Regions from separate parts of the Homo sapiens genome. Here region 2 is linked to region 1. Evidence: chromatin contacts called from ENCODE Hi-C or POLR2A ChIA-PET data. All regions are on one chromosome and are shown on one strand. The core of a region is the stretch at or near the end of the contact, and the rest is flanking DNA. Distances in the headings are between cores, read along the strand shown.

What was found. Hi-C counts contacts between places; a loop is a spot of excess contacts on that map. ChIA-PET counts read pairs that join two places held with the same protein, here RNA polymerase II (POLR2A). Pooled maps may share reads with other maps.
Region 2: a pooled map shows a loop between it and region 1 (3-fold over the local background). The contact joins the promoter of ARVCF here to the promoter of MRPL40 in region 1. A Hi-C loop is called at or near these places in 7 of 50 pooled maps. POLR2A ChIA-PET finds 5 or more read pairs at or near these places in 2 of 52 experiments (GM10248 and activated naive CD4-positive, alpha-beta T cell).

Annotation. Positions count from the first base shown.
Region 1 is chr22:19,429,459-19,433,833 of GRCh38, forward strand. MRPL40 (mitochondrial ribosomal protein L40) reads left to right here and starts at 3,087. Exons shown (of 4, transcript NM_003776.4): 1 at 3,087-3,149; 2 at 3,807-3,890. The coding sequence starts at 3,097. HIRA (histone cell cycle regulator) reads right to left here and starts at 2,275. Exons shown (of 25, transcript NM_003325.4): 1 at 1,982-2,275. The coding sequence starts at 2,018. RefSeq lists enhancers at 742-871, 1,112-1,181, 1,130-1,877 and silencers at 2,162-2,561, 2,852-3,161.
Region 2 is chr22:20,014,132-20,018,598 of GRCh38, forward strand. It overlaps ARVCF (ARVCF delta catenin family member), which reads right to left and starts at 2,692. Exons shown (of 20, transcript NM_001670.3): 1 at 2,458-2,692. It also overlaps a transcript of TANGO2 not described here. RefSeq lists a silencer at 2,584-2,983.

The DNA.
Region 1 (4,375 bases), core at 1,837-4,336:
TCAGATTTCTAAAGCACTTAACAGTTTGGGGAGCATTTTTATATCTACGCTCCCAACTGAGTATCACAAGCATACTATGAAGTGGTTAGAGTAGATATTATCATGCTCCATTCTAGGGCTGTAGAGAGGCCCTCAGCAATAAGGGCCACTGTTGTGCTTGCTCTGCCAGGCTGATGCACTTGGCTGCTGATCTGAGTGTAGTCTCTTATTCATTTGTACCTAGTTCGTCACTTAAGCATCTTGACTTACTTATGTTTACATAGCATAAAACTTTTGGCCTACAAAGGAGCTTATCAAAAAGGAACAAGTTATATGACAGTAGAAGAGAGGCTGGAGAAGGGTAGGCTATTCACAAAAACTGATTTAGGTAAAGCATTTTAAAATAAAAATTCTATCAGACCTTCACACAGTAAACTAGTTCATAATAACATTTTTCCTTTCCTAATCACAAGCATCATAATTCATAATTACAATATTTGTCCAGTTCTCCAGGGAAAGATCTGCACAGTACACATCAGGAAATGCTCTTGGAGATCAACAGGAGAAATGAAACTAAAACTCAAGGCTTCGGCTTTCATGCACAGTAAACCTAACTTCATCTTGATAAATTATGAAAACCTCAGCTTTCTTACCTGTTTTAGCCAATATTTATCACATACCCATCATGTGGAAGAGGTTGTTCAATGCAGTAGGGCATACAGAAGGGACTGAGGCAGTCCCTACCCTGGGGGCATATGGAAAGTACCCTCACACCTTCCATGCCAGGCAAAACACACAGACAGTGATACAGCACATCTACCGGGGTAACTCAGGATGAACAGTTTCAAAAGAAACACGTGAACCTAGTCCCTGAAAAATGGGAAAGATGTCACACAAGATGGAAGGAGAGAGAGGTGGCAGGAGGAGAACACACACATGATCAGTTCAGTTTAGTTGTGGTAGTAGAGAGCATCCTGGGACCAAATTCAAAACGAAAAAGCCACATGTTAAAATATCTATTCTCGCTCCTAAAGAAAACGGTAGCACCCTGTAGTCGCACTGCAAAGTAGAAATGAGGAACAAGACAGCATCAGGGTGACCCTTTGCCTGTCAACAGTCAGACAGGCCAGAATCAGGCCCTGGGCTGGAGGAGTCTCCCTGGGTTGATTTCTGTGCTACAGTGCTGTCAGCAGAGTGGGGTGGGGGAGGGGGAGGCGCGCTTTTTTCATCTACCCGGGGAGCAAACACCAACTCCTGCAGCAGTTCTGCCAACAAGGCAGAACTATGACGAAACTGATTACCACTAGCCTCTCTGTATCAGAGTCAAGATATGGGGTGGATGAGTCCGTTCCCCAAGGGTGTGCTTTGGAGCCACTGCCACAGAGCTAAGAAGCCCCTCTGCTAGAACACACCTGTGCCCTATCTGCCCAACCCTAGTTCACCCTGATGTCCCAGCTCAGCATTAATCGTGGATCCTTCGCGGGGGCCCGGGGCCCCCAAACCCTCCTATTTAGGGACCACAATTCCCCAACTGGGGGCACTGTCCCCAGATCCAGAGGGGCAGTAACAGTCCCTCTTGCAGATTTCGGATCTTCATCCTGCCACTGAAAGGCCACAAGGGGGATTTCATCCCGGTTTCACCTTCAGGACCGTCTGAGCACTTCTCGGGCGATGCAGACCAGTGGAAGGCACTGGCTGGCACCAAGGCCCGCTCCTGGGAGCCAGGCCGCGGCCCCTCCAAGGACCACAGGTGGGCAGCGGAAGACTCAGAGCAAGAGCCAGGGGCGAAGATGGCCCTCGCTGCGGTCAACCCGGAGCACGTGCTGGGGCTCACCAGCCTCTCCGCGCTGAGGACAAAGTCCGCTCCCGCCGGCTTCTTGGCTTGGGCACCGGGTACCGGGCGTCAGGGGCGAGACAGGCAGGACTTGCGCGCGCCCCGACTCGACTCCAGACCCCGACCCGACTCCGGGCTCGGCCTCCCGCGACCCCTGCGCGCACTCACCATTGTGGTTGACCCAGGTCGGCTTCAGGAGCTTCATTGTTCGGCCGCCGCCGCCGCCGGGCTGAGGCGAGCGCCGGGTCCCTCAGCGCGCCCGGGCCATGGAGCCACCGCCGCCGCTTCCTCCCGCGCCACCCGCCCTCCGGCCGCCGCCCGCCCCGCGCCCTCAGGGCCGCCGCGCCATCGCCGGCCCGCGCCCCCCTCCGCCGCCACAGCCGCCACCCGCGCTCGGCCGCCGCCGCCGCCACCACAGCCGCATCCCCTGCGCCGCTCCTCCTCAGGCGGCTCCCGGGCAACGCCGGAAGTCACGGCGCGCACCTGCCAAATCGCCCCGGCGGGAAACCGCTCCCCACGCGGACTGGGCCGCCCCGGCTCCTCCGCTGGCAGGGGCTTCGGGTCGGGCCCGGGCGCGGGCGCCCCAGAAAGGGCGGTTCGCCTGGACGGCGGACAGCGAGCGGGGCCTGCAGTTGCAACCCGGGCCGCCCGCAGAGGCAGGCGGGGCCCAGGTGGCGTGGACCGCCCGTCACCAGCTCTGCCTCGCCAGTCTGAGTCCGACTTATTAACTAGCTTCCGTCATTCATCAACACGCGCTATTGGGCATCTTGCGAGCGCCGGGCTCCGCGCCGGCGCCGGAATGCGATCCGGGCTTCGGACTCGAACGAATGCGGGGGACGAGCCAACCCTGGTGGGGGAGGCTGGGGCGGACGCGTTTATTAGAAGATCGGGGCCGTTTGCCTAGACATGAACATTTGGACTCGGAGGAGCAGAGGGACGCCCCCTCGGCCGCTCCGGCTGCACTGCGGAGCCGAGGCCCGCGCGAGGGCGCAGACCGACCAACCGGCTAGGGCCTGACTGGCTAGACTGTGCCCGCTGCAGAGGCGCGCTCCCAGCACAGGGCGGGGACGGAAGGGAGGACCCCGAGCCGCGTGAAACGCAAGGCCCTCGTGTGTGCGCAGCTGACACCCTAGGCGGGGCTGCGTCGGGGGCGGGGACAGGCGCGTCCCAGCCCACGCAGCCGGAACGCCTGAGCGCTGGGCGCCTGGTCTGCCGGACCTCAGCAGGGGGCACCGCGGGCCGGACTGTGGAGGGGCGCACGCCCGGAAGCGGCGAGGGTAGCCATGACGGCCTCCGTGCTGCGAAGTATCTCGCTAGCCCTGCGCCCGACTAGCGGGTGAGTGCGGACGCTGGCCGGATAGCGGAGTGCCCAGGGCGCGTGCGGGGTCTTCGCGACTGTCCGCCAGGACTCGCCTGTGCTCCCTGCTCGCCTCCCAGTCCACGAATATCTCAGGGATGAGCCATCTGGTCGTGACTCTTATGCATGAAAATCTGAGCACCCTGGCGAGCAGCGGTCCTGCTTAAGTCCTCTGTGGTCTGAACGAAAGATTTTGAAAAACCTTCCACGTTGACCTTGCTGTCATATCAAGTAGTTAGAAGTGCCCCGGGTTTGGGAGCATTGCAATTTTTTATTTTCCTGTGAAGTGGGAGAGAATCAGATATTTATTTATTTATTTGAGACAGAGTCTCGCTCTGTCGCCCAGGCTGGAGTGCAGTGGCGCGATTTCGGCTCACTGCAACCTCTGCCTCCCGGGTTCAAGCAGTTCTGCCCCGGCCTCCCGAGTAGCTCGGATTACAGGCGCCCAACACCACGCCCGGCTAATTTTTGTATTTTTAGTAGAGACGGGGTTTCACCATGTTGGCCAGGCTGGTCTTGAACTCCTGACCTCGCGATCCACCCGCCTCGGCCTCCCAAAGTGCTGGGATTACAGACGTGAGCAACCGCGCCTAGCCTGGAGAAGCAGATATTTATACATACTCTTGTATCTTTCAGGCTTCTGGGAACTTGGCAGACGCAGCTTAGAGAGACTCACCAGCGAGCGTCATTGTTGTCTTTCTGGGAACTCATTCCCATGAGGTAAAACTCAATCGAGGGCCTGACCTCTGGGGGTAAAGGTGTCAGTCTATGTGTAGAGAACAAAGCAAGAATGCTGGATGTGTGGTTTGCAAAATTAACAGCCTACAAAGTTTCTCAGTTAAATTTAGGCCGATGCTTTTCTGTTTTTCCAACATTTTCCAAACCATAGATTGTTGTTTGTAATTTTTAAAATTTGAGCAGTTTCTCAAGAAGTAAGTATTCTCCTTGAAGGGATTCTTGTGTGTTTTAAAGGACACAGCTTAAGTTTCTGTTTCTCCATGACCCTTCCTCTTCCCTGCCCATTCGGAGGCCCTGGAGAGTGTGGGGAAGATGCAAGTATTAAAGGTATTTCCATCTGGCACTCTCGACTCTTTGTAGATACTTGATTCAGTCAATCTTGATAGTAAAGGATTTGATTTTTCTTTTTTTTTTGAGATGGAGTCTCACTGTGTCACCCAGGCTGGAGTGCAGTGGTGTGACCTCGG
Region 2 (4,467 bases), core at 1,442-3,941, 580 kb after region 1:
GGCCTCCCAAAGTGCTGGGATTACAGGTACGAGCCACCGTGACCAGCCCATCCTGGTTGTTTTGTTTGTTTTTGTTTTTTGGAGATAGAGTCTCGCTCTATCACCCAGGCTGGAGTGCAGTGGTGTGATCTTGGCTCACTGCAACCCTCACCTCCCCGGTTCAAGCGATTCTCCTGCCTCAGCCTCTTGAGTAGCTGGGACTACAGGCGCATGCCACCATGCCCGACTAATTTTTGTATTTTTAGTAGAGACAGGGTTTCACCATGTTGGCCAGGCTAGTGTCAAACTCCTGACCTCAGGTGATCCACCTGCCTTGGCCTCCCAAAGTGTTGGGATTACAGGCATGAGCCACTGCGCCCGGCCTCATTCTGGTCTTAATTGAAGCTGCTGACAAAAGAACAGACACCTCCCCATGACTAAGCCACCATCAGGGAAGTCCCCAGGACCCCCAAGGCCCAGCTGGTGCTCTGCAGTGCTGTCCCTGGACCCCCACCCTCCATTCCTGGCCCTGTCTACAGAATGGGCCCTGACTCCCTATCCCAGCTCTACCCTGTCACTCCCTCTGCCAGGGCCAGGCGGGGAGCACGACAGATGGGCTGGACAGAGGGTGGTGCCTGGCATCCGTGTGCAGAGCTCCCTGCTCCACCCAGAGACCGGGGATCCTGCTGCTCCTGCACCTTCTGTCCTTACTCAGGACAGCCTCATGCTCCCCCAGGCCAGACTCCTGGGGTGAAGGAGCACAGGGAACTCACCCTGAATCCCTGTGTAGCACAAACAGAAGGAGGGGTGCTACCCTACCCTCACAGAGCCACAGAGATGCAGAGGGCCCCGGGACTGGGGGGAGACTACAGGGCCACCTCTGGAGGGAGTGCCAGAGCAAACATGGGAGCCAAGCAGCCCAGATGTGGTGGGTGGGGAGACTCAAATTTAGCAGGATTGAGGGTCAGAACTTGTTCTCCCAGGAGGAACCTTGGTCAGAAGGTCCTTGTGTTTATGCTGAAAAGCCTGACAGGGCAGCTCAGCCAAGAGCTGGGCAGGGGCTGGCTTGGCTGTGCTCAACTACCCTCTCAGCTGGGACTTGAGTCCCTTAGCGAATGTTCTGTGCCCAGTCCTCTGCTGGGCGCTGGTGGACCCCAGAATGGGGGTAGGGTGGGGACAGGGGACAGCTGGGAGCAGACATTGCGGATAGGATGGGGCAAGACTGGGGGAAATGCCTTCCCAGACACGCTGCGGCTCACACTGTCGCCTGATCTAAGGCCTGGATCACCTGCTTAGGAGCTGACCGGCCACTGGCATGGCACACCGGGCAAGAGAGCGCTGACTGCCCCCCTGCATTCAGCACCATCCCAGCTCCAATAGAGTGAGTACAAGATAGGTAACACCTGCCTTGTTTGGACCAGACCTCTAAACACCGCCCAGATCCCAGAGTAAAGGCAGATAAGGCAGTAGTTAAGAAGTAGGAAGAAGTAAAGGCAGCTACCCCAGAGAAGCTAAGGTCGGGAGAGGTGGAGGCTCCCACTGCACCCCCCTGGCCCATACCATAGGGGAGGTTTCCCCCACAGCAGCCTGGGTACTCACCTGAGGTTATTAGACAGCAGCATTAAGAGCCTACTCTAAAAAATACCCACGGGGCACCTTTCTTTTCCTTATTTCTAAATATGCCTGGATGTAGGGAAAGGGAGCTGAAGTCCTTTAGTTCCATTTTAAGTATGTTACATTACACATAGCTAAGAAACGGTGAAATATTGTAAGCAGCCAATATTTAATTATTTAAAAATTAAAATAGGCTGGAGCTCTCAGGCCACCTGCCCAGGGCGACTCCCCAGCAAACCGAGCAGTCTCCCTCAGAGTGGAGATGACATGTCTCCGCACCGGCACCGAGGGGGCGCAGGGCGGCGTGGGGAGGGGGACCCAGGCCGGGGGTCCGGGTGGCGCGCCCTCTCTCACCCCCGAGGCGGCAGGAGCAGCGCGGCGCGAGGACACCTCCGGGCCGTCGGTGCCCCTGAGCTTCCCGGCGGCGCGCTGCCCCAGGAAAGTTCCCGGCCTGCCGCCCCTCGGGCTGTTGGAAAGTTTCGGCGGCTGCAGGGCCCTGGCAGCTAGGCGCCAAGCGTCGCGCGGGGCGGGCACGGCTGCGGGGTCGGGCCGCGCTCGGCTGGAGTGCTCAGTGCAAGACGCCCGGACGGGTAGGGTAGGGCCCCAAGGCCACGCACAAAGAGACCCGCCCCCGCCGGCCCGGGGTCTCGGACGCCGCAGAGCGCGCGGACAAGACGCGGGTGGGGCGGAGATTGGCTCCGACGTCCGGCCCAGACCCTCGCCCGGATCTCGACTCCAGGGATAGGACCCTGTCCGGACCGCTGCCCGGAATGCGTCCCATATCTGCAGCCCCGCCCCCAGTCCCGGCTCCGACCCGAGGCCCCAGCCCCGGGTCCCACACCCCGCCCACTGGCTCAGGCTTACCTGGAGCGCAGCGTGGGCGGCCCCGCAGCGCGGCCTCGGACCCCAGAAGGGCTTCCCCGGGTCCGTTGGCGCGCGGGGAGCGGCGTTCCCAGGGCGCGGCGCGGTGCGGCGCGGCGCGGGTCGCAGTCCACGCGGCCGCAACTCGGACCGGTGCGGGGGCCGCCCCCTCCCTCCAGGCCCAGCGCGCAACCCGAGACCCCGGGCCAGCCCTCCCGCCCTCACGCGGCCCGTGCGCAAAGCGGACCGGGCCGGCGACGCGAATCTCCGCCCCGCCCCATCTGACAGCAAATTTTCCCATTGGTCGAGAGACCCGGCGCGGCACGGCAACCGGCGCCGATTGGGCGGATGCGCGGAGATGACGGCTTGCCATTGGGCCTCCGGGATGTCAGTCCCGGCGGATGACCGGCCCCCTCGCGGAGGGGCCGCGGCCCCGCACCTGCCCGAACCTCTGCGGCGGCGGTGGCAGGGTACGCGGGACCGCTCCCTCCCAGCCGACTTACGAGAACATCCCCCGACCATCCAGCCCCGAGCAGGGACTGGCAGAGCCGGCGCCCCTTCCCCGGACTCTGGCCGCGTAGCCTCCGCCACCACTCCCAGTTCACAGGTATCCTTCTTCAGCGCCTGCTACTCGCTGCGCGCTGCGCGCCGCTCCCTCCTGTCGACATCGAATTGTATTCTTCACGCAAGCCGCGAGAGAGAGTTCTGCTGCTATCCCCATTTTACAGTTGGGAAACAGCCTCAGAGAGGTTCTCACTTGCTTGAACACAGTCGTCTGACCCTGGGGCCTGGGGGCTCTCTCATCCTCACGCCCCTGGGTCCCCGCAGCGGGGAGACGATGGAGGTAGGAGCTGCAGTATTTCCGAGGGCAGGAAGGGACCCCCTCGGTAAACCAGGGGCTCACCTCCCCCACCAGGCCTGGATGTAGAGACCTCTTGGGCTTGTCCCACCCTGCAGGCCCCCCATGGGGCCGCCCTTTCTTACCTCCTCCTGGCATTCTCACAGCCCCACAGCTCTGCGTCTGGGGAGGCAGAGTTGTGCGTTTATGCCCGCACCCCGTACTACTGTCCCATTTTCTTCACCCTACCTGGAGTCAGGAAGAAACGGTGCTTCACTGCCTGTTGAGATTCACGTAGGTTACATTTCCTTGCCAGATTAAGAGCACCTGACATGAGTGGGACCATGACCCTCCGCCAGCTCTGCGTAACCTTGTGGTGTAGGGGGGAACCAGCAGGGATGCTGCCCAGTGGGCTTTTCTAGGGGGAGGTCCTGAGATGACTTCTTAGCCAGTGACCCTGGCTCACGCATGCTGTCATCCTTTCCTGCCCTGGATGCACCTGGAGATGACCAGTTCCTCGGCTCATTGCATTCTCCAAGGCCGCCTGGGGAACCAAACTGCCCACAACCATGCTTATGAGTGGTGGAGGGGTGTGACCAGACACTCTTGTCTTATCCACCCATATTGGGAGTCCAGTGTGTTCATCCAATCATTCCTTGGCCAGGACAAAGAAAATGAAATGGCCCAAGGCAAGAACTCACTGCTGGGACCACCGCTGGGTCCATCTGTGTGCTGGCAGCATGGTGAATCGATCCCAGCTGCCTTTCAGAGCCAGGCAGCTACTATCAATCGATTGGAGCTGGCACTTGACGTGCCAATTGGCCTCCTGGCATAGGGTTGTTGCTTGCTGCTCTGGGAGGGCAGAATGAAGTAGCTGTCCCTAGAATAGGGGCCCTCACAAACCAGGTAGCTGTCATCCTGTGGAGCAGCACCATGGTGACATTCTGGCTCAGGTGCTGTGTAGCTGAGGGGTCGTTTCCTCCATTTAGGAGTAGACGTAATGAGTCCAGCTGTCCCCAGCCATCTCTTCAAGGCCATTGGACCCTGGTTCTGCTGGAGCCCCTCTTCTCACAGTTACCTCATAGTCCTGCACCACCCCCTCCCCACACTTGCAAGAGGGACTGGACAGACCTCTGTTGAAAGAGTGCAAAAGACAGAACCATACACCAAAATCT